2 separate regions of the Mus musculus genome follow, and region 2 is linked to region 1. The links are chromatin loops, found by intact Hi-C in ENCODE. Cell type or tissue: heart. All regions are shown on one strand. Each heading gives the region's core, and the rest is flanking DNA. Links, peaks and the distances in the headings are about the cores only.

Region 1 (10,055 bases), core at 3,114-8,113:
GGACAGCCAGAGCTACACAGAGAAACCCTGTCTCATAAAACCTCCCTCCCAAAAATAGTAAAACAAAACAAGAAAATTAAATAAATAAAAGAGATGGATGCTACAGAATTATATACTCAAAATGGTTACTTCTGTTGTGACTTTTTAACATTTACATATTTATTTATATTTATTAGTGGTGTGTGTGTGTGTGCGTGTGTGTGTGTGTGTAGGCATACACATGTTATGTACGATTTTAAAGGTCAAGGTTCTGGGAGGTGTTTCTCTCTTCCCATCATGTGAGTTTCTAACAAACTCAGGTCACTGGGTGGCAACACTTTTTCCCACTGAACCCTCTCACTGGCCCATTTTGTGATTTTTTTTTTTTTTTTACCTTGATAAATAAAAGTAAAGTTTAGAAACTCGGCCTGGGGGTTGGCGAGATGGCTCAGGGGTTAAGAGCACTGACTGCTCTTCCGAAGGCTCTGAGTTCAAATCCCAGCAACCACATGGTGGCTCACAACCACCTGTAATGAGATCTGACGCCCTCTTCTGGAGTATCTGAGGACAGCTACAGTGTACTTACATATAATAAATAATAAATAAATTAAAAAAAAAAAAAAAAAAAAGAAACTCGGCCTGGTGACACACACCTGAAATTCCAGCACCGGGGGAGAGGAGAAAAGAAGATTAGGAGTTCAAAGCCAACCCCAGGTACACAGCAAGCATGAGGGTAGCCTGGGCTGCCTGAGAATTTGTCTCAACAACAATAACAAAAAAAATGTGGGGCTTGAGGAATGGCTCAGAGATTAACAACACTTGCTGTTCTTGTAGAGGACCCATATTCGGTTACCAACTCCCACATGGGCAGACTGCAACTGCCTGTAACTCCAGTTCCAGGGGATTCAAAGTTCTTCTCTAGCCTTTGAGGTTACCAGATATGCATGTGGTGGTACACACAAATACATACATGCAGGCACTCACACATAAACATAAAACGTCTTTAATCCTAGCTCTCAGGAGGCAGAGGAGGGGGATCGCTGTGGGTTTAAGACCAGCCTAATATGTATACATAGTGAGTTCTAGGCCAGCAAGGGTAACACAGTGAGACCCTGTCTCAAAAAAGGGGGAAAAAAAGGGCTGGAGAGATGGCTCAGTGGTTAAGAGCACTGGCTACTCTTCCAGAGGACCTGAGTTCAATTCCCAACAACCACATGGTGGCTCACAACCATCTGTAATGGGATCCGATGCCCTCTTCTCGTGTGTCTGAAGACAGCTACAGTACACTCATATACATTAAATAAATACATACATACATAAAAAAGGGGGAAAAAGGGGGGGTGGTTATAGAAAGATGGTTCTGTGGTTAAGAGCACCAACTGCTCTTCCAGAGGTCCTAAGTTCAATTTCCAACAACCACACGGTGACTCGCAATCATCTGTTATGGGATCCAATGCTCTCTTCTTTAAGACAGCAACAGTGTACTCATATAAATAAATCTTTAAAAAAGAAGGAAAAAAAGCTGGTTGTGGTAGCAAATGTCTTTGATCCCCCTTTAATCCTAGTACATGAGACACAGAGGCAGGTAAAATACCTGTGAGTTTGAGACCATCCTGGACCACAGAGTTCCAAGCCAGCTAGGTCTACATAGTGAGATCTTGTCTCATTTAAAAATAAATAAATTATATATACATACATGCATACATACATATGAATGTGACCTACAGAATGCACCTTGACCATGGATACTTCAATGTCATTGCTTACCCTAGACCTACACGTGTCCGTCCCACTCCTTTGACAGGAGGATGTCTGTCTGTTCTGATCACAGTAGCACCATCCTACCTCAACGTTTGCACTAGCTATTCCTACTGCCTCGAATGCCTTTTGTAAAGCAGGAGTACCCCATGACATACCCTCACTCGGGTGATATACCCCATGACATACCCTCACTCAGGTGATATACCCCATGACATACCATCACTCAGGTGATATACCCCATGATATACCCTCACTCAGGTGATATACCCCATGACATACCCTCACTCAGGTGATATACCCCATGATATACCCTCACTCAGGTGATATACCCCATGACATACCCTCACTCAGGTGATATACCCCATGATATACCCGCACTCAGGTGATATACCCCATGACATACCCTCACTCAGGTGATATATCCCATGATATACCCTCACTCAGGTGATATACCCCATGACATACCCTCACTCAGGTGATATACCCCATGATATACCCTCACTCAGGTGATATACCCCATGACATACCCTCACTCAGGTGATATACCCCATGATATACCCGCACTCAGGTGATATACCCCATGACATACCCTCACTCAGGTGATATACCCCATGATATACCCTCACTCAGGTGATATACCCCATGAAATACCCTCACTCAGGTCTCTGATCAAACACTCTACTTCCAGGCGGCCTCAGATTACCACTCCATCCCAAACCACCTCCCTTCCCTTGAGAGAGTAGCAAGCAAATTAGGGAGTCAACATCAGTCCCAGGACTCCTCGGGAAGTAGCAGAACAAATCTGTCACCACAGGGACTTGGTGGGGTATGAGGAGGGCTTTGTTCCTGGGAGGAGCTGCTGGTTCAATACAGGAGAATTGGGAAAGGGCAGAGCCAGACAGCATGTGGGACAGCCTGGGGAGTACTGAGGGAGGAGGGTACCTGCTGCATTGTCCATGTTCTCGCACAGGTCTGCCAGCAGCTCTAGTGCGCCTTCACGCTCCTGCTGGTCAGTGGCCAGCTCAGCTTCGCCAGCCATTGCGGGTGTGGCCTGGGACAGGACCCGGAGGCAGTTCTTCATCTGCTCCACCTCCTCTCGCTGGCCCCGGAAGGCGGCCGACATGGCTTCCTGCAGCCATTGGCGTCTCTAGGGAAGAAGGGAGAAGGATGGGGGTAGAAGATGTCTCTCAGTGACTGCCCAGGGAGTGACACTAATAGGACAGCCAAATGCAAGGACTGATGGCTCTTTCCATCAACAAGTATCTAGGAGACATCTTGGGGGAAGCACAGGAGTCTCTCATTCTATAGTGCAGTCTGGCTTCCCGCTCACAGCAGCCTTCCTGCCTCAGACTCCCAAGTGCTGGGATTAACAAGCAAGAGCCACCACACTCAGATGTTTACACAGTTTTTACTCATAACTTCTTTTCTAGGTTCTAGGGAGTCAGTCCTGAGACAGACTGATTAGAGAAAAAAAAGTGTTGTTCAGGGTGTGTGCAAGACAAACACAGAGAGAAGCTAGAGGGAAAAAACAAACAAAACAAAACATGTAGTGTGACAGGAGATGGCAATATGACAAGTGCTATAGGGTAAGTAAGATTAAGCACAATGGAGGATCATGGGAGTGGAGGTTGGCCTGTAGAACTTAAACGGGGTCATCTTGGAGGGTCAGATGTCAGCAATGAAATAGGCCAGGGAATAGCCAAGCATATACTAGGAAGAATATTCAAGACAGAGGCAATCACCAGCAAGCCAAGGTGGCTGAAGCAAGGTTAAGTGAGGGAAGAAAAAAGTTGAGGAGAGAGAAACACCCCAGGAAAGGAGCAAGTTGGATCTTACAAACAGATGCAAAGGCCTAGATTCTGCTCTGAATGAAGTGGGTGGAGCTGGGAAGGGAGTTCTCCCGAGGAGAGGCAGAGAGGTGGACTGAGAAGCATAGGAGCAGGGAAAGAGCGCTTACTAGGATTCTAAGTAGTCCATGCAAGAGAAAAGTTTATGGAGCAGGTTTCGGTGGCACATGCTTATAATCCCAGCACGGGGTGGGATGGAGGCAGAAGCAAGTTCAAGAACAACCTCATCTGTGTATCAGTGTGAAATATGGCCAGATCCTGGACTCTGAAGAGAGAACCAACTGTTGAGCTAAGGGAGGAGGGGAGAAAGAGGAGTCAGGCTGATACAGGGGTTCTGTCCTCAGCAACAAGTCCCGCCCATTTCCCAAAAGATGTCAGGTTTGAGGATCAGCTATACAACCGGAGGCTGTGGTGAGCTGGATGGTTCTGTATTGTGACAAAAGTCCTGAGAACTACATGAGGTTTGAATAGTATCCCTGGTCTGCACTTGCTACCAAGTTGGAACAAGAAGGGCTCTCCAGCCATGCCAACTGTCGTCTGGAGAAATTAAAAAAAAAAAAAAAAAAGCCAGAAAAGATAGAGAATGAGGAGAACAAGAGATAACAAAAGAAAGGAGTCCAGAGGAAGACCAGAAACTACACTGTCCCCAAAAGGGCGCTTCAGGAGGACTGAAATGGCTACCATATATCTGTAAGTCCAAGACTTTGGAGGTGGGGCAGGAAGGTCAGGAGGGTAAGGTCATTAAGGCTAGCGTGGTCTGTTTGAGACCGCAATCTCAAAACAGGAAAGAAAAGGGGAAGAAGCTGTAAGGCTTTGAAATCACGCTCCTGGACAAATTTGGGCAAACTATCTCATTGCTCTATGCCTATTTCCACCTTGGCACAACATGACACAACATGTATAAATTATTCTGTAACTTAACTGAATTACTACAATATTCTATGTATCGTAAATGTCAATTAAAAAAAGTTACATGAAAAATTCCTATCAACCTTTAAGACAATTCTGTAAGGTTTTATTATAGCTATTCCAAATTCATTGATTAAAAAAAAAAAATCAGAGGCAAAGAAAGGATGTGAATTGCCCAACCAAGGTCATGGCTGGCAACTGGCAAAACCCAACTACGTTGTGTACGAGTCAGTATAGACTGGAACATCAGAATTGCCTGATAAGACACTATCATTACTATTATCACCATCAATTCAAAAATGAACGAACACTTGAGGATTCGAAAGATTAAATAATATACCCAAGGTCACACTTGTGGAGACAAAGCTGAATCTAGTTCTGCCTGGGTCTAGAGAACCCAGCTTGCTTTTAGACTTTTCACTCATCATGAGACTTCCCAATACAAGGCTGCGATCGGACACTTTACAGCTGACCTTCACCCTATCATGATGCCACATTTAGACTCTAGCTCACCACCCAGGAAGACAACAGCTTGTAGCTCACTAAGCCACTCTCCCCAAGACACTTAGATCCTCAGGACCCTCACCCAACCTTCTTAGGTCCTCATACTTTACCTCCTCGCTCATGGGTTCTGGAGGGGGGTCTGGCTCCTGAGAACCCGCAGTAATAGCCATCTGCAGCAGGCCTTGGAGGTTCCGTGGAGGCCGGGGGTTGCCTGAGCCCCCCGCCGAGGAACCACTGCCCCCTGACGAGCAACCCTGAGAGGCCGGAGGCAACGCAAGAGGGAGGCGACTGCCCCCTGAGCCTTTGTCTGCCATGGACTTTCTGTGAAGGAAGAATGTGTTTAAAGGAAATTGATGGTCACCGCTGAGGCAGCAATGGTGTCCGGATGGGTCGACTCTTGAAGGTCTGCTGAGAAGGTGGAGTTTTGAAGGTGTTAGGAGTCTTCTCATGATCCCAAACCATTCTGCCTGCAACCACCTTAACCATAGCCCCCTTTCCTTCCTTCATACTAACAGGACCCTTGCCCAAATCCAGATGTCCCTCCTTGCTCCCTAGCAACAGGCCCCACCTACTCCCTGGCAACGAGCCCCCCCAAGCTCCCCAGCTTGCGTCCTCGTCTCTTAGCAACCCCACTGCCCCGCCTCCATGGCAACAAGCCTTCGCTCAGTCTCCTTAGCAACAATTCTCCTCCCGTGTCTTTGAAGAGGGGCGCCCCAATGGGGCTGATCTCACCTTGCCGGGTCTAGAGCTGCCACCACGCCTAAAGATAGACTAGGCTGCACCTGACTCTACTGGGCGCCGCCATCTTTACCGGAAATACGCAGTTCTCACACGGAAGTGCCTCACCCCAAGCTGTTTGCCCAGTTCTAAGCAGCACCTCTTAGCGGATGCGGCACTTAGCTCCGCCTCTGTCGACTAGGCCCCCACCACTTTCTCTTTGTCACGCCCCTACATTTCGCGCTTTTGTTATAAGCCCCGCCCCCTAGCTCCTCTGTTTATCTTAGCAAACAAGGGACTTTCATGGCGAACTCCTCCCCTCCCAGGCATAGGCCCCGCCTATGCCCATATTCCCCGCCTCTTTTCTAGGCCTTTCGGCCTGTCCCAGTCAAGTCCCGCCTCTTAGTACCTGGAACTTCAGCTTGTCCTGTTCGGCCACGCCCCTGCGTAGGCCACGCCCCTTCTCTGCTGCTGCTGCTGCTGCTGCTGCTGCTGCTGCTGCTCAGACGGTTTTGTTCCTCACTCAACTGATTTTAACTGCATTTGCTCCTAGAGTCTCGGGATATCTCCCCTAATATCCCACCTTTGTAACCTGAGACTCGGGCTCACTTTTTTCTAGGCCTCAGTTTCCCCATTTATTACCGGTTTCAGTGTGGAATACTCTGTGTGAGTTGTGTGTCTTCATGTGACTATGCATGGTGTGTGGGAAGTCCCATGTCAACATCAGCTGTCTTCCACCTTCGATCTTCCAATCATTTTAAAAATATTTTTAGAGTTACTTATTTATTTATTTATTTATTTATTTATTTATTTATTGGGTTTTTCGAGACAGGGTTTCTCTGTGTAGTCCTGGCTGTCCTGAAACTCACTTTGTAGACCAGGCTGGCCTCGAACTCAGAAATCTGCCTGCCTCTGTCTCCCGAGTGCTGGGATTAAAGGTGTGGGCCACCACTGCCCGGCTAGATTTTATTTTTAAAGATTGTTTTTAATTATGTAGTAGGGGAGGAGGCAGATGCCTGTAAATGCAGGTTTCTATGGGGCCAGAGACAAAGGACAAACTAAAGCTGTAGTTACAGGCAGTTATGAGACAACCAATATATATATATATATGGGTGCTAGGAACCAAGCTCAGGCTCTTTGCAAGAACAGTAAGTACTCTTAATGACAAGCTATCTCTTCAGCCTCTTAAATTATTGTTGTTCTTTTAATTTTTTTGTAGACTTACCTATTTACTTGTGTACAAATAGTTTGTGGTTGGTTAGTTTTTGTTTTGTTTTTTGAGACAGTGTTTTACGGTATAGCCTTGGCTGTCCTGGAAGTTACTCTGTAGACCATGCTGTCCTCAAACTCACAGAGATCCACTTTCCTCTGCCACCTGAGTGCTGGGATTAAAGGCGTGTGCCACCACTGACCCTGAACATTTTGCCTGCATGTATGTGCGTGCACTGTATGCTTGCTTGATGGATTGCCAGGAACTGGAGTTACAGATGGTTGTGAGCCATCATAATTGGGTGCTAGGAGTTGAACCTGAGTCTTCAGCAAGAGCAATAAAGCAACAAGAGTTCCTAATCATTGAAATATCTCTCATTGAACTCTCTCTCCGTCCCACCCCACCCCTCTTTTGTTTTTTGTTTTGGAGATGGTTCCTTATTTTGGTGTTTTGTTTTGGGGAGGCTCTCAGTATGTAGCCTGGGCAGGCCTGCAGAACGATGTGAGCAGGTTGCCCTACAACTCATAAATATTCACACGCCTTAAAAGTAGGTACACTCAGGGATGGCGAGATGGCTCAGCGGGTAAGAGCACTGACTGCTCTTCCAGAGGTCCTGAGTTCAAATCCCAGCAACCACATGGTGGCTCACAACCACCCGTAATGAGATTTGACACCTTATTCTGGTGCGTCTGAAGACAGCTACAGTGTACATGTGTATAATAATAAATAAATATTTTTTAAAAGTATGCACACTCACCCTGCTCCGTTTTATTCATTTTTATTTTGTGTATGAGTATTTTACCTACTTGTGTATATATACACACCTTATGTACCTGCTTGGTGCCCTTGTGGGCCAGAAGATAAGGTTTGTTCCCTGTAACTCTTACTATTGCTGTTAACAAATATCTTGTTTTTAATTTTGTTTTGATATGGGTTTCTCTGTGTAACCCTGGCTGTCCTGGAACTCATTATGTAGACCAGGCTGGAATCAAACTCAGAGATCTACCTGTGTCTGCCTCCCAAGTGCTAGGATTAAAGGTATTTGCCACCATTGCCTGGCTTGATTTTTGTATTTAAAAAGAAATTATTTATTTTTATTAGTACTCTGTCTGCATATACATCTGCATGACAGAAGAGGGCATCAGATCTTGTTATAGATAGTAGTTGTGAGCCACCATGTGGTTGCTGGGAATTGAACTCTGGACCTCTCGAAGAGCAGTCAGTGCGGTTTGTTTGTTTGTTTGTTTGTTTTGTTGTTTGGGGGGTTTGTTTGTTTGTTCGACACAGGGTTTCTCTGTGTAACCCTGGCTGTCCTCTAGACCAGGCTGGCCTTGAACTCAGAAATCCGCCTGCCTCTGCCTCCCAAGTGCTGGGATTAAAAGCGTGCACCACCACTGTCTGGCTGCAGGCGATGCTCTTCACTGCTGAGCAATCTCACCTGATCCAGACTCTTTATGTATGTGTATATGTGTAGGCCAGAAGAGGGTTTTGTATTCCTTGGAGCTGGAGTTACCAGTAATTGAGAACTTCCTGACATGGGTTCTGGCAACAGAACTTGGGTCCTCTGAAAGAATAGAACTCAATTGCTAAGCCATCTCTCCAGCCTTACCTTTTATTTTTATCTATTTTTTATAGATAGGGTCTGTCACTGACCCTGGAGCTTGCCCGTTAGATTATGCCAGCTGGCTATTGAATCCCAGAGAATCTTCCTGTTTCCACTTCTCTATAACCATGTACTACTACACCTACCCTGTGGGTGCTGAGACTCAAACTCAGGTCCCTTATCATGTGCAACAAATATTTTACTAACTAAGTCATTTCCCTAACCCTATTCTCTAGGTTTTCTTGTTTTGTTTTGTTTTTGTTTTTCGAGACAGGGTTTCTCTCTACAGCCCTGGCTGTCCTGGAACTCACTCTGTAGACCAGGCTGGCCTCGAACTCAGAAATCTGCCTGTCTCTGCCTCCCGAGTGCTGGGATTAAAGGCGTGCGCCACCACGCCCGGCCTCTCTAGGTTTTTAAAAAGGATCTCTGTAGCCCAGGCTGGTCTTGAACTTGCTATATATCTGGTCTGATCTTGAATTCCTCTTCCTCTCGAATACTGTGATTACAGGTATATGCTATTATTAATAGGAGTCCTCTTACTCTAAAGAATCTCAGTAGAGATGGAAAAGCTATATGATCACATTCCGTATAGGTTATTACAAATGTATTTATCTCTATATATGTATCTATGTATCATACTGTAACTTTCATAATATGCAAGGAGCTTGCATCTAGGCTATCATCATGGTGTGTATGTGTTTAATATTTATATATACATATAAATATACTATGTACATTTATACTATGTGGTATCATATATCATTAGACATATATACATCATACATAGACACATATACATACATATACATATATGTGTTGTATATAATGTATATATATGTATGTATATGTACATACATACACACACACATACATTCTAGCTCTAATTCTCAGAACCTATAAATATATGACCTTATATGCCAGAAGAAATTTTGAAGATGAGATTCAGTTAAGGATTTTTTTTTTTTTTTTTTTTTGTGGAGGGGGCACAACAGGGTCTTACTATATAGCTTTGGTTGGCCTGGGACTTGCTAAACTCACAGAAGTTTGACCATATCTGCATGATGAGTGCTGAGTTTAAAGTATGTACTCTGCTCTCAGTTACAGATCTACAACATCCTGGTGTATCTTGATTCCAGCCTAGTCTATATAGTGAGTTCCAGGACAGCCATGGCTACACAGAAAAACCCTGTTTCCAAAAACAAACACCCAAGGTGGAGAGCTCATGAGGAAGGACACTAGAGGCTAGCCTTTGTCCTCTACAAACATTATGCGCTCGTGTGAACTCACATCTGCACACACACATACAAATAATAAATTACAGATGTGGGGAGAGTAACCAGACTACATTATAGACATGTGTGAAATTTTTTCAAAACTATGTATTTTTTTGTTTTGCTTTGTTTTGTTCGTTTTTTGAGACAGGGTTTTATTGTGTAGCCATGGCTGTCCCGGGGAGGAATTTTGTAGATTTAGCACCCTGCCATATCCTTACCATTCAGAACAGTGTATGGCTCAGATTTGATAC
Region 2 (10,055 bases), core at 1,694-6,693, 110 kb after region 1:
GCGCCAGGCGGGCAATCGCCGAGGGTCGTAGGCCGTAGTCACGCTCCAGCTCCTGGCGCGAGATCTCGATGTTGCCGGTGTACCAGAGAATCCAGCCCAGCAGGCTCAAGAACACCAGCAGCGCCCCAGAGTAGATGAGCAGGTCCCCGAAGTCGCGGCCGCGCACCTGCAGCTGCGCGAACACGCCGGTCAGCAGCGCCGCCATGCCCGCCACGTCCAAGGCCACGGCCAGCAGCAGCGCCATGCGGCAGCGGCCCAAGCCGGCCGCTGGAGCCGGTGCGGGCGCGGGTGGGGACGAGGCGCCGACCGCGGACGCCTGCGAGCCGCACACCGGTGACGCTGCCGCCATGGCCCTCGGTGGCCCGCCGCCGCCTGCTCCCCGACAGCGTCCCGGGGTGCGGCTTCCCGGGGCGGAGTTAGGGCCCGGCGCCAGGTGTGCCCAGTGCCTGCATGGTCACCTGAGCTCACAGCCTGGACCTGGTGGCCCGAATGAGTCTCTTGTGTAGCTCAAAGGTCTGGGAGGATCAGCGGCGCACGACCCTGTCCATTAAGCAGTGCCAGATGACTAGGGCCAAATTTCAGGGTGGCATAATGTAGCTAGATAGTGTTTCTACTTAGTGCCCGTCTCCCGAGGGCTACCTGTACCACCAAGTCCATAGTGAAACAAAATGGGGATCAGAAACAAAAAACCGGGCATGTTGGTATGTAGCTCGCTTGGTGGAGTGCTTGCCTACCATGCTCGAAGTTCTTGATTTCATGCCCTGCACAGCATAAAATCCAACAACAGCAACAACAACATTCTCTGGAGCACAGAATCAGCAGCCAGAGCCCTGAAGCTGTCTCCATGCTTGTCTTTTGAGATCTCTTGTGAGTGTAGGGCCTTGTTAACCCAACCTGGGAATACAATGAACCCATCTCCCAGGTGCCAGCTGACACCTTGTGTACACAATATACTGAGCTCAGGGCTCTGTTAGTGCTCAGATGTTAGCCTGACAAGACCTGCCTTCCTGTTCCTAGCCACAATTCCCGAAGTGCTCAGGAAAGGTGTCCCTGAGGAGATGGCATAGAAATTGTAGCTTTAGCCTGACAGTGGTGACCCATGCCCTTAGTCCCAGCACTTGAGAGGCAGATCTCTTGATTTCGAGGCCAGCCTGGTCTATAGAATGAGTTCCAGGACAGCCAGGGCCACACAGAGAGATCCTGACTCAAGTCAAACCAAACCAAAACTGTGGCCTTTTTGCTATTATTTTTTAAAGATATATTTATTGTTATATGTAAGTACACTGTAGCTGCCTTCAGACACATCAGAAGCCGGGCGTGGTGGCGCACGCCTTTAATCCCAGCACTCGGGAGGCAGAGGCAGGCGGATTTCTGAGTTCGAGGCCAGCCTGGTCTACAGAGTGAGTTCCAGGACAGCCAGGGCTACACAGAGAAACCCTGTCTCGAAAAAAAAAAAAAAAAACAAAAACAAAAAAAAAACCAAACAAACAAACAAAAAAAACAACAACAAAACAGACACATCAGAAGCATCAGATTCCGTTAGGGATGATTGTGAGCCACCATGTGGCTGTTTGGAATTTGAACTCAGGACCTTCAGAAGAACAGTCAGTGTTCTTCCCCACTGAGCCATCTCACCAGCTCCAACTTAGAGAGAATTTAATGGGTATGGCCAGGTCACTCTGGAACTGAGAGGCATCATGGCACAGGCAAATGGTTGGGCCAAGCCATGGTCCACACTAGGAGGACCCAACAGCTATTATAGGGAAGTCCTGATCTTCCACACATCTACCCCTTAAATGAGTTCATTCTCCCTGGGGTGGGAAACCTCGAGACAGTTCTGAACAGAACTAGTTCTCCCAAGACTCTATCTAGTTTCAGAGTTGGAGAAAACTGAGGATGATGGAGGAGAAAAATCACATTTTCCACCGTGATGCTGCCATTGGTAGCCTGCAAACAAACCATCCGTGAGCCTGTGAATAGCATAAAGGAAACACACTTGGACACACACACACACACACACACACAGACTAGCTGCAGTGGGAGTGTATGTGAGTATGGCCCAAAACATTATATACACATACAAAAATGTTATGTAAACCTACTTTATGCATGATTAAATGCTAATAAAACATTAAGAATGACTGTGGTGGGCTGGAGAGATGGTTCAGCGGTTAAGAGCACTGATTGCTCTTTCAGAGGTCCTGAGTTCAGTTCCCAGCAACCACATGGTGGCTCACAACCATCTGTAATGAGATCGCATGCCCTCTTCTCGTGTCTGAAGACAGCTACAGTGTACTTATAAAGAAAAGCTGCCGGGATTGGCCAGGTATTGCTGAGGACAGACATGGAATGTTTCTGCATAGACAGAACCAGGCATGAAAGAATAGGTATTTAACACTGCAGCAGTACATTTTTAGAGAGGTCTGAAAATGGTTCATTGGGCACTGGTGTTTGTGTGGGACACGGTCAAGAAGAGTAATGGAACCATCTGCCATCTGAAGACTTCACGCCAGAGCAAATCTTTAAAATAGTTCATGCATCCATTTAAACAACAAGTCTTGAGGACTCAGTGATTAAGAGCACTTGCTGCTCTCGCAGAGCACCTGGGTTTGGTTACCAGCTCATATGAGGCAGCTCACAGCTGCCTGAAACTCTAGTTTCTCAGGATCAACGGTTTCTTTTGGACTTTGCATTTTACATGTTAACACAACACCCACATACATCATAATTAAAATTAATAAATCTGAAGCCAGGCGTGATGGCGCACGCCTTTAATCCCAGCGCTCGGGAGGCAGAGGCAGGAGGATTTCTGAGTTGGAGGCCAGCCTGGTCTACAAAATGAGTTCAGGGAGAGCCAGGGCTACACAGAGAAACCCTGTCTCAAAAAAACAAAAACAAAACAAAACAAAACAAAACAAAAAAACAAAACAAAAAGGAGTTGCAGAGATGACTTAGTGGTTAAGAGTTTTGGCTGCTCTTCCAGAGGACCCAGGTTCTATTCCCAGCACCCACATGGTGGCTCAAAAACTGTCTAATTGAATCCAGGCACCAGGCAGGCACATAGCATTCATATATATATCCAGGCTTAAAAAGAAAGGAAATTAAGAAATTAAGAAAGCCCTCATACATATTACAAAAAAAAAAAAAAAAATAAGTTGGGACTGGAGAGAGAGACGGCTCAGAGCACTGGCTGCTCTTCCAGACAACAGTGGTTCAATTCTCAGTAGGCACTATCTGTAACTTTAGTTTCAGAGTATCCAACAAAGGCGTGCGCCACCACGCCCGGGAAAAATAAATAAATCTTAAAATCAATTAAGCTCCACTTAATGTGAGATCTGGAATCCTCAATATTTGCATCCACAGGCTGAGGCTGGAGGATCCCACCTCGAAATCTACTAGACAAGGGCGCAAAACCGTTTTTTTTTTTCAAAATATGTATTAGTGCCCACCATGCGCTAAGTGCAGACTGAACAGATCAGGGTGATGCGATGGGAACATAGCTCTAGGAACTCTCTCTGCTTTTGGATCCTCACGAAAACCGAGTCACCGAGTTCCGAAAACTTCCTACCCCACCCCGGCGCCTCATCACGGTACGCACCGCGAGAACTCGCCGGGACCTTCAGACGAAGAGCTCCGAAGGTTCCCGAGTCAAAAAGACTCGGAGGCGGAACCCAAGGCCCAGAGGAAGCTGGGTAGCCGAGTTCAGGCGCGCCACGGGAGGAAGCGGAAATGCGTTGCCATTTTAAAGGTGTCGTCCCGCCTCTCGTGTCTCTCTTTCCGTCTCCGGCCGCCATAGGGAGAGGAGGTGAGTGTGAGGCCTCTGTCCGTCCCGCGTGGCCGCCATCTCGCTCCCACGGCCTCGGTCTCCTGCCTGGGCTTTCTCTCCTTGTACCCAAGCACCATTCGCTGCCCTCATTCCCCACCGGAAGTGGGGCCTCAGCGTCCCTTCCCCCTTCTAAGTCTCCGCGGTGTTAGCTCGGCCTGCCTCCTTTGCTCACCCTTTCCTCGGCCGTGTAAAGCTCTTGCTCGCTTTTTCCCAACGGTGCTGCCGCTTACCCAGCCGCCTGTCCACGGCCTGCTTCTTTCTGACATCTTTCACACCCCCCCCCCCCCCGGCTTCTCCCCAGCCGCCGCCATGTCCGCGCATCTGCAGTGGATGGTCGTCCGGAACTGCTCCAGTTTCTTGATCAAGAGGAATAAGCAGACGTACAGCACGGTGAGTCGGGCCCGCGTGTGAGGGGCACTGTGGCTCTTTTGCGTATCGGAGCCTCCGGGCCTTAACTTAACATCGTGTACACCTATTCCCCAGGAGCCAAATAATCTGAAAGCCCGAAACTCCTTCCGCTACAACGGGCTAATTCACCGCAAGACCGTCGGAGTGGAGCCGGCCGCCGATGGCAAAGGGGTCGTGGTAGTTATGAAACGCAGATCCGGTGAGCCTTTGCACACGATAGCGCTCCCTTTTTCCAGGGTCCAGAACTGCCCTTCCTCTGACTTCCCGGCTGTGTAAGGTGATCTTTAAATTAAGAAGTGTAGAGAGAAACTTAAGTACAGTTTCTCTATGTAGACCTCAATGTCCTGGAACTCTACATCAGGTTGGTCTAGAACTCAGAGATCCACCTGCCTCTGCTTCCTGAGTGCTTGGATTAAGTGCATGCGCTATGTCCCTCCTGTATCTGGGAGGTTCCTAAAGAGGGATGGGATTTTCCCGGGCTTTAAGACTTACCTGTGACAGTCACCTAAGGGATGTACTGAATGGGCTGGAGGGAAGATGGGGTGAGCATGGTCTTCAGAGAGGCTCTGTGTTCCATCAGGCAGATGCTCTGAAGGGCTCATGCAGATGGACTGATTCCTAGGCTTTCCTTACCAGGTCAGCGAAAACCTGCCACTTCTTATGTGAGGACCACCATCAACAAGAATGCTCGGGCTACCCTCAGCAGCATCAGACACATGATCCGAAAGAACAAGTACCGCCCTGATCTGCGTATGGTGAGTAATGGATGGGTACTTAAGGCAGGGGGGCAGCTGGTACTAAACCTGAGGGGCTGCATGCAGGCCTGGGTGCTTGGCTCTGCCTAGCTGGAGCTAGACTCGGGACTTTTGATCACTCACACACACACACACACACACACACACCCTGCCTCCCCGGAGTCCTAGGAAACAAGCAGCAGTAAATGGGAGTGTCTTTTGAGTTTGTGAGCTAAGTTCCTTGTCCTGTCCTCAGGCGGCCATCCGCAGGGCCAGTGCCATCCTTCGAAGCCAGAAGCCTGTGGTGGTGAAGAGGAAACGGACCCGCCCCACCAAGAGCTCCTGAGCCCCACACGCCCGAAGCAATAAAGAGTCCACTGACTTCCATTAGGCCTCCAAAATGTTTTGTGCTCATTGAGCTGTGGCTCTGCGCTGTCTTTAGTTGTGCTATCAAAGCTATTAGAACTTGTTCATCTGGAGTGAGGGTTGTTGGGGATAGAAGCTGTTCAGGGCCATCTGGGTACCAACAGGAGTGAGAGCGGCTTGTGCAGGACATTCAGTTGATTCCTGTGGAAACAGGAGTGAGGGTAAATGACTTCAGGGTTCTTAGCTGCTGACACTGTCAGATATCCTGAGCTTGAGGCTGTCTCACCAGGTCTTAGTCCACTGACCCAGATAAGGCCCCCACCCTTCAGTTGACAAGCCTCCTTATAAGAAGGAAATGGGAGGTTCAATACCCGGTTTCAGAGTGAAGTCTTCAGTTATCAGATGCTCTGATGTGTGAAACAGTGATACTCCTGAAGGAAACATTCTGGTGGGTGTCAGCTGGGACTTTGTGCTGCTGCAGTAGAATTTCAGTGTGAATTGCTGACCTTAGAAAATGTCAACAAAGTCTAGTGTTTACCAAATGCATGTCCTTTATATTTGTAATCTCAGCATTCTGGTAGGCTGAAGCAGGTGACTAAGGCCAGCCTTGTTTATAAAGCAACTCCGAGAATACCCAGGGCTATAGAGACGACCACATCTCAGAAATCAGCCATTGTAAGTCTATCTGGGTGGGTGGGTAAGTAAAGTGAGTATACAGGTGTACTGAGGGACTCAGTGGCCATTTCTTGCCCCTTCCAGCCAGTACTAGCATTTCCTGGAAAACTTGAGGCTCACATGCAAAATAGTACCCATACCATTTTTGCTGGATTTTTGTCGCTGCTACACAACTCAGGCCAAAGTGCTGCCTGGGCTTTGGTCCCAACTGGATCATTGTCCATTCCAGTCCGACTTGAACTATTTTCTTTTCTTTTTTTTTTTTTTTTTTAAGATTTTATTATATGTAAGTACTCTGTACCTGTCTTCAGACACACCAAAGGAGGGCATCAGATCTCATTATGGATGGCTATGAGCCATCATGTGGTTGCTGGGATTTGAACTCAGGACCTTCGAAAGAGCAGTCATTGCTCTTAACTGTTGCCATTTCCAGCCCCTTGAACTATTTTTTTTTTTAAAGATTTATTTATTATATGTAAGTACACTGTAGCTGTCCTCAGATACTCCAGAAGAGGGGATCAGATTTCGTTATGGATGGTTATGAGCCACCATGTGGTTGCTGGGATTTGAACTCACAACCTTCGGAAGAGCAGTCGACGCTCTTAACCACTGAGCCATCTTGCCAGCCCCCCCTTGAACTATTTTTAACCCAAGTTTAACTCATGGCACCTCTCTCCCCACTGATAGACCCTGGCTCAGCTCACTGAAGTGAACTGAGACCCTTATGTTTTGAGATGCTGGTGAGCATAGCGTTCTTGGCAGCAGTCCACCCTGTTGACCTATCGACGGGAAAATATTTTTTTTAACTTATACTCATTTTTATTGGGGTGTAAATAAGGTGAATTCACCCTCTTTGAAAAAGCATGTGTAGGGGCTAGAGGGAAGGCTCAGCAGTTAAGCACTGGCTGCTCTTCCAGAGAGTTCTGACCTCATTTCTCAGTATTCAGCTTTGGATCACACCATCTATAATGGGATCTGATGCCCTCTTCTGGCACACAGGTGTACATGCAGACTTAGGACTCAAATGAATGTAAAAAAGCCAATGTGGTACATGCAGGAGGTCAGAGGAGGATGGTGTCCTGATTGTTCCTTTTAAGACAGTCCCATTGAATTGGATTTAGGCTCGGAAGTCAGCAACCCCCAGCTTGTCTCTGCCCACCTTTGTGCTGGGAGTACAGTACAGCTGTGTGGCAGCATCTGGCTCTGTTGTCCATGAATCAGTTTGCACATGGGGAGGTCAGAGGACAATACATGGTTTTATTCCTATACTTTTAGGTGGATTCTGGAGGTCAAACTCAGGTTGCCAGCCTTGAGGGCAAGCTCCTTTTACTAAGCTTTTTTTTGTTTTTCGAGACAGGGTTTCTCTGTGTAGCCCTGACTGTCCTGGAACTCACTTTGTGGACCAGGCTGGCCTCCAACTCAGAAATCCACCTGCCTCTACCTCCCAAGTGCTGGGATTAAAGGTGTGTGCCACCACGCCCTGCTTTCACTAAACTATCTTGTTAGTCCATGACTAGCTTTGTAAACAATTTTTTGTTTTCTCAGTGTAACTCTGCCTGTCCTGGAACTGGCTCTTGTGCTGGGATTTAAGGCATATGCTGCCACTATTGAGCTTAATTTTTATCGATTTTAATGAGACAGGTTCAGTGTCTGTTGCCCTGGCTGTCCTGAAACTCACTATGCAGACCAGGCTGGCCTGGAACTCGGATCCTCCTGTCTCCTGGGATTAAAGGCGTATGCTGATCCCGATCTCCGCTATGACTGGCTTTCTCCTGTGGGTGCTGAGGATTTGAACCCTGCTGTCCCTTCCCTCACTGGCCTGCATAGCAGTGTAGTATAACAGGCTGCCTCTGTTGGGAATACAGTTTGCACCATCACATAAAAATCAGTCTTTTTCCAGGACAGCCAGGGCTATACAGAGAAACCCTGTCTCGAAAAACCGGAAAGAAAAAATGAGTCTTTTCCACCAGGTTTAATGTCCTGTAGGTTACTTGGCGTGCCTCCCTGTGTTTCCTTGCATGGCTGAGCAGGCTCAGCTGTAAGTCTTTGGGAATGGAGGTAGGTTTTTGTGCAACTAGAATTGGTCAGGAGGCCCACTTGCATTTCCTTGTTGATCTGTTTACTAATTAGTTCAACCACAGCCTGCACACTTAGAATGCTCATGAGCACTTGGAGGGATGGCTTAGTAAAGACCACTTGCTCCTGCAAAGGACCCAGTTTCTTTCCCAAGAACCCATGTCAGGCTTCTGTAACTCCAGAGAATCATTGCCATTGGGCTCCACAGGCACTTCTGTTCACATGCACATTCTCACAGATACACAAATATGTATGTACGTTTGTGTGTGTTTCATATATATGAAACATGAGGGAACCAACCTTGTAACTTCTGCACTGCATCCAAAGAGGTGCTCGGTAAATGCTTGTCACGGAACGAGCAAGAGACAGATCCTCTTCAATAGCGTTTCTTCCAGTTTCTATTAACTTCACCACTGACCCCGATGGAATCCCATAGGAAATAGTTCCCAGCATCTGTGTATAATACATCAAAATACCAGAGTTGCTTAGGGTTGGGAGCCGGTTGGTAGGCAGAGAGCACACACACAAAGGAGTTTCCCTCCCCAGAAGTCAAATTGATAGTGATAATCATTAATCAGGCAGATGGATAACATTTACCAGCAGGACAATCCAAGGCCTCAGATCTCTCCAGGACAAGTCTTTTTGGCATGAGCAGTGTTTGAGCCAGCTCAGCTGAGTTAATCTGTACTGTACAGCCTATCCCCAGTCCTTGCCTTACCTATACTGAGCATATACAGAGATCCAACTGTAGGAATGCAATCTATAAACAAAATTGTTTTTAAATTGTGTCTCAGACTAGTATGGGCTGAGTGTACCTAGCAACTTTCACAATTTTTCTGTACATGCAAAACTGTCCTAAAGCCGGGCGTGGTGCTGCACGCCTTTAATCCCAGCACTTTGGAGGCAGAGGCAGGCAGATTTCTGAGTTGGAGGCCAGCCTGGTCTACAGAGTGAGTTCCAGGACAGCCAGGGCTACACAAAGAAACCCTGTCTCGAAAAACCAAGAAAAAACCAAACAACCCAAGTCATCCTGTTCTTGAGCCATCTCCTCAACCCGCATGTTTAAACGTTGTGCATTCATACAGACTTTCCTCCCAAAATAAGATTAAGGAACTGGGTGCCCAAGAGATAGGATGAGAATGAATTATTCCAATGCAGAACTACAGCAATTTGTTTGTTTTTAAGATAGGATTTCTCTGTGTAGTCTCAGGTGACCCAGGACTTATAACAGCAATCTTTCAAACTTAAAATATTTGGGCTGGCAAGATGGCTCAGGAAATAAGTAAGGGAGCTTGGCTCCAAGCCTGAGGACCTGAATTCTATCCCTGGAAAGCATATGTAGGAGAGAAGCAACTCCTGCAGGCTATTCTCCAACCTCTGCATGCACATTGCTTCACATGCCCACACATGCTCACAAAAACAGTACATGTGAAAATTGTGCGTTTGATGTGTGTATGGATCCTGGCAAGAGAGGAGTCATGGACCAAGAGAGCAAAGTGGCTTGTATCCAAAATGGTACTTACATAGAGATGACAGGCTGGAGGAGAGGTAGGGGTGGGTGAGACATCTTCTGGATCTCTTTGCGACCTAACAACAGTGTGAGTACTTAAGCACATTTATAAGGCTTGTGGGGATCTGAACTGAGATCCTCACCCTTGTGTGGCAAGTACACTATCCTGTGAACTCTCTCCCCAGGCTAAGGTATTTTAAAAGATTTACTTTTACATATATGAGGGTTTTGCCTATATTCATGTGTACCACGTAATGTGCTTGGTACCTGTGGAGGTCAAAGGGTTCAGATCCGCTGGAACCAGAGTTAGCAGACTGCTATGAGCTACCATGTGCGTACTGGGAATTGAACTCAAGTCCTCTTCACCACGGAGCCATCATTCCAGCTCCCCCTCCTCCACCACCACCTTTTTGCATTAAAAATAGAATGAGAGACATGGTTTGGTGGCACATGCATTTAA

What was found. Peaks named below come from ENCODE experiments on the same cell type or tissue, not always from the same donor. Only the 100,000 strongest peaks of a DNase experiment are listed, where the experiment ranks them.
Region 2: a loop joins it to region 1, with 6 times the contacts of the local background. A loop is called at or near these places in 8 of 42 quality-filtered maps.

The regions. Positions count from the first base shown.
Region 1 is chr7:4,679,162-4,689,216 of GRCm38, forward strand. Hspbp1 (HSPA (heat shock 70kDa) binding protein, cytoplasmic cochaperone 1) reads right to left here and starts at 5,820. Exons shown (of 8, transcript NM_001360629.1): 1 at 5,733-5,820; 2 at 5,111-5,405; 3 at 2,683-2,887. The coding sequence starts at 5,314. In heart, for the core only: a CTCF peak has its summit at 5,895; DNase peaks (open chromatin) are centred at 5,230 and 5,940; H3K4me3 peaks cover 1,798 bases; H3K27ac peaks cover 1,467 bases.
Region 2 is chr7:4,789,194-4,799,248 of GRCm38, forward strand. It overlaps Rpl28 (ribosomal protein L28), which reads left to right and starts at 3,772. Exons shown (of 5, transcript NM_009081.2): 1 at 3,772-3,805; 2 at 4,128-4,216; 3 at 4,310-4,433; 4 at 4,871-4,989; 5 at 5,225-5,354. The coding sequence starts at 4,136. The coding sequence ends at 5,314. It overlaps Tmem238 (transmembrane protein 238), which reads right to left and starts at 367. Exons shown (of 2, transcript NM_029384.1): 1 at 1-367. The coding sequence starts at 349. In heart, for the core only: no CTCF peak of the experiment used is centred there; a DNase peak (open chromatin) is centred at 3,688; H3K4me3 peaks cover 2,693 bases; H3K27ac peaks cover 2,183 bases.